Regions from separate parts of the Homo sapiens genome. Here regions 2 and 3 are each linked to region 1. A link is a loop called in an ENCODE intact Hi-C map of the cell type or tissue named here. Cell type or tissue: PC-9. All regions are shown on one strand.

What was found. A loop is a pair of places that touch in the nucleus more often than their neighbours do. Peaks named below come from ENCODE experiments on the same cell type or tissue, not always from the same donor. Only the 100,000 strongest peaks of a DNase experiment are listed, where the experiment ranks them.
Region 2: a loop joins it to region 1, with 11 times the contacts of the local background. A loop is called at or near these places in 2 of 110 quality-filtered maps.
Region 3: a loop joins it to region 1, with 4 times the contacts of the local background. A loop is called at or near these places in 3 of 110 quality-filtered maps.

Annotation. Positions count from the first base shown.
Region 1 is chr6:133,568,053-133,570,552 of GRCh38, reverse strand. It overlaps TARID (TCF21 antisense RNA inducing promoter demethylation), which reads left to right. Exons shown (of 9, transcript NR_109982.1): 5 at 2,305-2,363. Among named protein-coding and RNA genes, the nearest start is that of EYA4-AS2, 110 kb to the right of the region's middle. In PC-9, CTCF peaks have their summits at 714, 1,289 and 1,493; a DNase peak (open chromatin) is centred at 842; H3K4me3 peaks cover 1,308 bases; H3K27ac peaks cover 1,749 bases.
Region 2 is chr6:133,744,198-133,746,697 of GRCh38, reverse strand. All of the region lies in intron 4 of TARID (TCF21 antisense RNA inducing promoter demethylation), which reads left to right. Among named protein-coding and RNA genes, the nearest start is that of LINC01312, 76 kb to the left of the region's middle. In PC-9, no CTCF peak of the experiment used is centred here; DNase peaks (open chromatin) are centred at 137, 747 and 997; H3K4me3 peaks cover 1,276 bases; H3K27ac peaks cover 2,360 bases.
Region 3 is chr6:133,760,959-133,763,458 of GRCh38, reverse strand. All of the region lies in intron 3 of TARID (TCF21 antisense RNA inducing promoter demethylation), which reads left to right. The region is part of intron 2 of LOC124901402 (a long non-coding RNA gene); the gene reads right to left. Among named protein-coding and RNA genes, the nearest start is that of LINC01312, 59 kb to the left of the region's middle. In PC-9, no CTCF peak of the experiment used is centred here; no DNase peak of the experiment used is centred here.

The DNA of each region.
Region 1 (2,500 bases):
GTCAAGCATCAAATCTCTTTCTGATACATTAAAATATGATCTCTACCATGACACCTCAAGCATAGTTAATTTTTTAAGCAAGTGTTTTGATTAATTTAGCTCACAATGTGTATATATGCGAGACTCTCAAGTTAAAATATTTATGGCTTGTCCTCTGTAGAAATTATAAATACATTATTCTTAAATCCCAGATTTTCATAGATTTAATTTAGTTGAATTGTCAGTGATTTTGCTCATGTTAGTAATAACCAGTAATTGCTGACTATTTTAATTCAATAAATTATTTTCTAAAATTTTAAAATGTTTTAAAATTACTTAAAATGTTTTGAGACTTAAGAGGTTTTTATTTATAGGTTAGAATCCCTCCCACTACTTATATATTTTGAGTCAGTTGTATTTTGCAAGTCACAGAGTAATTTCTGAATATTAAATATATCTTCACAGAAAACACAAACAACTTTGGGTGCTGGGGAAGAAGAATTAGCTTCTTTTAGAAGGATTTTATGGACATTGGGGCTAATAACTTTCTGCAAGTAGGTTTAAAGAGGGCTAGAATTGCAAAAATGTATGGCAAATAACGCTTTAACGTCTACCCTAAAGTTAGTTTACTTCATCATTGCTGAGATATTGAGGAAAAATTATAGTTTCATTAATAAGTTGGATGTTGCTTCTAAGTGCTTAATTTCTAGTACTTTTTGACAAATGTATTTTATGTGAAGCATATTTAAATCTGGTGTACTAGAGTTAGGGCAATAAGGCCAGGTTTAGCTAGAGGGAGCGCTGAGATTGTCTCATCGAGGGGAGCTGGTTTTAAACACCTTCCTCAGGATGATGCATGCTCCGTGGCCCTCATATGACACACCCTGCTGGGGTGACTACAAAGAGCTGAGTCACCAAAGCTCCGATCCTCACTTCTCAGTGAAACTCCTGTCAGTTGCAGTCAGGAATGATGGAATACTATCTGTAATGTTAATATTTGAGACACTGATCATAGGTTTTCGAGGGGGTCATAATTTGTACAAATATACACATGCATACACACGTATGTATACTTGTTTTCATATGGCAATATACGTGTCTCCTGTTATTCTTTTCCTGAGAACTAATGTTTTTTCTAGATGTTTGTGACAACATCACACGTATCAAGTAGGTAGTGCCGAAAAGGAGCCTGTTCCCAGCCAGGAACCGGCCACAGTAACAAAGCGGGCTGCCGTTTTCGAAAGCTTTAAGCACCTAATCTCCAGAGTGTTGTGATTGTACTCCCCCTCTTGTTTAGGCTTGGAATCATCAGTATTCATGCAGTTCGCAGAAATTCTGTGTAAAATACAATATTAATATTAAAGTATAATACATTATACCACGGCTTCTCTACAAGGCATGCTGCTTCTACTTTATTTCGTGGAATAGTTCTTAGGTTAATTTGTCAGTTGAGATTTGAGACTCTGAAAAAGAAAGATGGGGTTTTAGAGAGAATCCGAACAGTTAAAATACATCGTCCTCTGGTGTCCTTCTGAGGTATTGCCAGTGGGAAGACTTTCAGAAACCTGAATAATGAAGGGAAGGAGGAAAGAAAAGGATTGATGGCGTTTTTTCCTTTAACTGAATAAATTTTAACAATAATTAGCTTATTTCTAGGGAAGGACCTGGTGAGGGGTTCTTATGAGGAATAAAGAAACGTCTTTATTCTTATCTCACTCCTTAGGTTTTTGTTGTTGTTTTGAGACGGAGTTTCGCTCTGTTGCCCAAGCTGGAGTGCCATGCGCGATCTCGGCTCACAGTAACCTCCGCTTCCCAGGTTTAAGCGATTCTCCTGCCTCAGTCTTCCCAGTAGCTGGGATTACAGGCGTGTGCCACCACGCCCAGCTAAATTTTTTTTTTTTTTTTTTTTTTGTATTTTTAGTAGAGACAGGGTTTCACCATGTTGGCCAGACTAATCTCGAACTCCTGGCCTCATGTGATCCGCATGCCTCTGTCTCCCAATGTGCTGGGATTACAGGTGTGAGCCACCGCTCCCAGCGTAGATTTTGTTGTTATGGTTCGTGTTACTGTTGTTTTTCCTCAGCCTTGAGCCAGTTATTTTCTGCTCAAAACGTTCGACCCTATATCTTTTGGCCTCAGAGAGCAGTAAGTGCAATCAGGGTGTAATCGAACAGATATCTGTGGTGCTCCTTCTATGTGTCATGTACTGTGTTAGGTACTAAAAGAAAGATGGAGGGGATACTTGGAATTTTCTCACTTGCTCTCAAGTCTTTTCTGACTATCCAGGTTTTGCTGATTATTTAATCAAACTTGTTTTTTTCACAGACAACACGAACCTGCAAGTAATCATCCGACCAACTTCCTCTACTGCTTGGGAATTGCAGGCAAGTTCAAATTCTTCCCCCAAATTTCTCAGACTCCTCGGAGTTGTCTCAAATCTACTTGAGAATCGTTCTGTATTTCCACGTAGCCCATCTCCAGAAGCTACTGAAACACATGCATCAAAAGTCACTGCAAGTGG
Region 2 (2,500 bases), 180 kb before region 1:
GCAATGAGGTCCTGTACCTATGTATGGGCTTGGGCTTACTTTCAAGAGTGACATGTTCACATTACAGAGAAAAGTGTCATACAAGAATAATATGTGGAATGAAGAAGAACAAAAAAAGTGTCAATTCTCACTTATTTACCAATCATGTTAGCCAGAGCAAAAGAATTTGGCATACCACACTCCTCCTCTGACCTAGATTAGAGATATCCATCTTAAAAAAATAAGGGGACAGAAAATATATTGAGAAGGGTTAGTGATAACACTTTTCTATTAAAAAAAAAAATCACCTGTGTCAATCTCCGTGACCATACAATGCAATGGAACTCTCCCAAGAATCCCAGGCTCAGAGCCCTTTAAAGAGCTCCAGGCAGGCTGGGCGCGGTGGCTCACGCCTGTCATCCCAGCACTTTGGGAGGCCGAGGCGGGTGGGTCACGAGGTCACGAGATCGACACCATCCTGGCCAACACGGTGAAGCCCCATCTCTGCTAAAAATACAAAAATTAGCGGGGCGTGGTGGTGGGCGCCTGTAGTCCAGCTACTCGGGAGGCTGAGGCAGGAGAATGGCGTGAACCCAGAAGGGCGGAGCTTGCAGTGAGCTGAGATCGCGCCACTGCACTCCAGCCCGGGTGACAAAGCGAGACTCTCTCTCAAAAAAAAAAAAAAAAAAAAAAAAAAAAAAAGCTCCAGGCAGAGACAGAATTCCCAAGCCCTGCTCCAGGTGAGTCACCAATGTGGAACGAGGAAGTATCCTATGGAGAAATTCAGCCTTCTCATTAGGATGGAGAAGCCTACCTGTGGTTTCAACCCCAGCTACCTTTCAGCTTCATGTCTAACACACAATTCAATACCTGCCTCTCAAACTGAATTCATCTCTTCTTCTCCCACACACTCTGGGGTTTCCTGCCTTCCCCTACCCTTGCATTCAAAATGTACTCATCCTTTAAGACTTACCTCAAATGACTCCTCTTACAGGAAGGGTTCCTCCATCGATTCCAGCTAAATTCGTCATTCTCTTTTCAACATTTTCACACTTCACACACTGACTAAGTGTACAGACATTTCAGGGAAGGAAGGAGGAGGAAAGAAAGTTTTATCAAATATTCAACACTTTTACCAGTACTTAAAAATAACATTTATTGCTTCTTTGTACTAGGTTAGTAATGCATATTTAATGAAAATAAAAACGACAGTACTTCTATGAATACTTTGGCAAAAATCCTTCCATTACTTTTATTTATTGTAGGAGAGTGAGTATGTATGTGTAGATACATAACACTTGAAAAAAATGAAATCATATAAATTGTTTTTAAATGGTTTATTATTTATTTATATATAGACTATGTAGTTCCACACCTTTAATCGAAAATTTCCAATGGCTACCCAGTATTTCACTGTATGGAGATAACAGTTTATTTAATGCCTTATCCTGGGACATTTCAGTTTTTTCCAGTTTTTGCTATTATAAACATTCTTATTGCAAAAGTATTTTTATACATCTATTCAAAAATATTTATTAGGCACCTTTTTTTCTTAGGCATATGTGATAGGCATTCCATTATTGTTTTTCTCTGGATAAATTAATAGAATTTTAAAAATCTGGGTCAAAATGTATGAATACATTGAAGTATTGATTTTTCCAATGTCCTCTTCAAATTGAATATATATTTATTTTCACACCTTTGCCAATGTGTTGGGGGAAACCATTTGCTTTTACTTGATTTCCAGTGGGATTTTATACTTAAAAGTGTGTTTTGGCCATTTTACTTCTTTTTTATTCTTCTTTTGTGAATTAACAGTCCTTACCCTTTATATATATAAAATATAAGGCCAGACACAGAGGCTCAGGTCTGTCATCCCAGCACATTGGGAGAATGAGGATTGCTTGAGCCCGGGAGTTGCAGACTAGCCTGGGCTAGATGGTAAGATCTCAGTCTCTGAAAATAATTTAAAAATTTATTTTAAATTTAGTCCTAGCTACTGGGGAACTGAAGCAAGAGGATCCCTTGAGGCCAGAAGTTTGAGGCTATAGTGAGCTATGATCATGCCACTGCACTGCAACCTGTGGAACAAAGTGAGGCCCCATCTCTTAAAAAATAAATAAAATAAAATAACAGATGCTCATCTGTCTCTTATTGATTTGGAAAACTTTAAAAATATTAAACAGACTACTTTGTGAGGCTGAGGCGGGCAGATCACGAGCTCAGGAGATTAAGACCATCCTGGCTAACACAGTGAAACCCCGTTTCTACTAAAAAATACAAAGAAATTAGCCGGGCATGGTGGCAGGAGCCTGTAGTCCCAGCTACTCTGGAGACCGAAGCAGGAGAATGGCGTGAACCCAGGAGGCAGAGCTTGCAGTGAGCTGAGATCACGCCATTGCACTCCAGCCTGGGGGAAAGAGCAAGACTCCATCTCAAAAAAAAAAAAAAAAAAAAAAAAAAAAAAAATTAAACAGACTACTTGCCTATCGCTGTATTGAAAATATTACCCTCAATGTTT
Region 3 (2,500 bases), 190 kb before region 1:
TCTGCTCATCTTTTTTTCTTGCCCCACTGTAACATCTGATTGACTGTGATGTCACATTCCCCACCCTCCCACAGCAAGGAGACGATGAGAAATGACTGTTCATTGATTGCTGAGTATGTGGTATACTGCAGTTATGGGTCTTGACATTGAAAATGATCTTGTGAAGAGGGTGTAGGAGGAGTGGATCAAATGGGATAATGTGTTGAGAAAGCTTTGTCAAAGTTCATTCACCATTTTTGCACACTTCTTATAGACCAGGTGCCGTGCTAAGCATAAATATATGGGATGAACAAGACAGACTTGATCCCTGCACTCATAGCTCTGACGGTTTAATAGGGGAAGAGAGACCTGTTTTAAAAGGAAGGCTTTGAGCAAGGATAGCTGAGGGACATGACATAGTTTCCGGGGCCTGTGAAAGACTTCTTGGGGTTCTAACTCAAGCAAAAAAGTCTTCTTCAAAACTCAGTTGTCATGCTTTTGTTGTTACTCTTGTTGGAGGACTCAAGATCTATCCCTGACATACATTAACCATCAACCGGGCATGCACATGTCCAGTGTAAGGTACTTGTGTCTTCAGGAGAAGGCCATGCTGCAATAAAAGTGCAAATGTTATTTGAAAGGCAGCAAAGCTCGGTGAATACTAGTATTAATAAAATTATCAGAGGATTAATTTAGGAACATTAAGCTATAAACCCCTGAGTTACATAGTTTATACATTTGCTAGTCCAATCTGATTGTCAGGAAACTGAGGAAATGGAACTCAGGAGAAGTCTGTCACAGAGCTAAACACTTGATGAATGAATAAGTAAATGGTTGAATGGATTGGCACCACTCTACATATACCTTTTAAGATACCTGTCAATTTATTCTAAAGTTTCCTACATAGTTTTCTCAGTGATTCTTTTGGTTTCGGAAGTTAGATTAGAATGTGAGTACTTCTGGAGAAAGTTACACTAACAACTACATTTTATTAATATGATTATTTTTATTATTTCATAACACCTAATGAGCAATGTCATTTAATTCTATGGGAGTGAAAGTGAAGCAAGCATATTTTAAAATCATTAAGTATAAAACAGTAATATTTTAAGACCTTTTTATTTTCTGCCAAAAATGGACATTAAAAGAGGTGTTTTTTGTTTTTTTTTTTAATGATTCACCCATTTCACAGATTTAAAAAATGAAGTTTGGACACTTCTCTAGGTTTCACATGGAAAATCAGTGGCAGATGAAAGAAACTCAGGAATTTATTTTTTCAACTTGTGCTTAACCAATTGGAGACAGGCTGTCTCCAGGCTATATTTTCTTTCTAATAGCTATAAAGTGAATGAACTCAAAGAACAGTCTAATGTCCTGCTGCAATTGATATGAAAAAGGACAGGGGAAGAAAAGATTCCTCATTAATGGATTTATATTCTAGTGATAGGGTTAGGGGGTAGAAAGGTCATTTTGAAAAGAAAAGTGAAATATAGACCATGCAGAAAAATTATCTTGTTATCTGACTCAGAGACATGAGGCTGCATGTTATCCTCTGTTCGTTTATTTTTTCTCCTAGCTTTTCTTTTATTTTTAGATAAATGTGAGTCAGACAGATGAGACAAGAGTAATTTTTAGAAACTCTCTTCTCTTGCAAGCTTTTGGGAGCAGAGTTTTTCTCTTTTTATATGGTCTAATTGGAAGTACCATTTAATTGTAAAGGAAGAAAATTGGGCAGGTAAATTAGTAAGAACAAATAAGATATCTTATTAAAAGTTGAGCTTACCTTCTTATTAAGTATATTAGGTCATAATCAGACAAAATTTAAAGCTTAATTGAAAAACTAAAATTGAAGTTCTCTGCAGGTTTTTTTAAGTGGAAAGACATTATAACCCCGGAAACGACTTTTTAGTTTAGGAAAGAGCATGGGATGCGAAAGTAACTAACTATTTTGGTGGTTTTATGTTTAGTGACAAGTTTCTTACATATGAACAACTTAATTTAATTTTCAACAGTTACTTCACCAGGGATGTCTTATTTATTTATTTTTTTCAAAGTGTAGAAAAGGAACTTTAAGCCTTGAGAGTGTAAATGTATTGGCACAGTATCCTGGGTTCAAATCCAGCTTTGTCTGGCTCTGACCCTCTGCTCCTTTCCCATACAAAATTTCTCCTGAGGTATCTACTAGTTTCTGGTATTGGGGATGTGGTTGAGTGAAGCACACTGTGTCCCACTGACTTCACATCCAGACACACACAAATGGGTGAGATACAGCTTGTGACTTGGGGCATAATGGAGTACGTACCAGGCACTGTTGTGGCACAAAGAGGGGAATGATCAGCTCTGCTTGGACTGAGTGGAGCAGGTCAGCCAAGATTTTATGGAGGAGGAGAAAAAGCCATTTGAGCTGGGTCTTCCTTGTAGAGAAGGCACAGTAGGTCACCTGAGATGGAGGGAAAAGCCTGCCCAGAATGGCTTGAAACAGTGGCATGGAGGATATGATTGCAGTATTGTCAGATAAAGT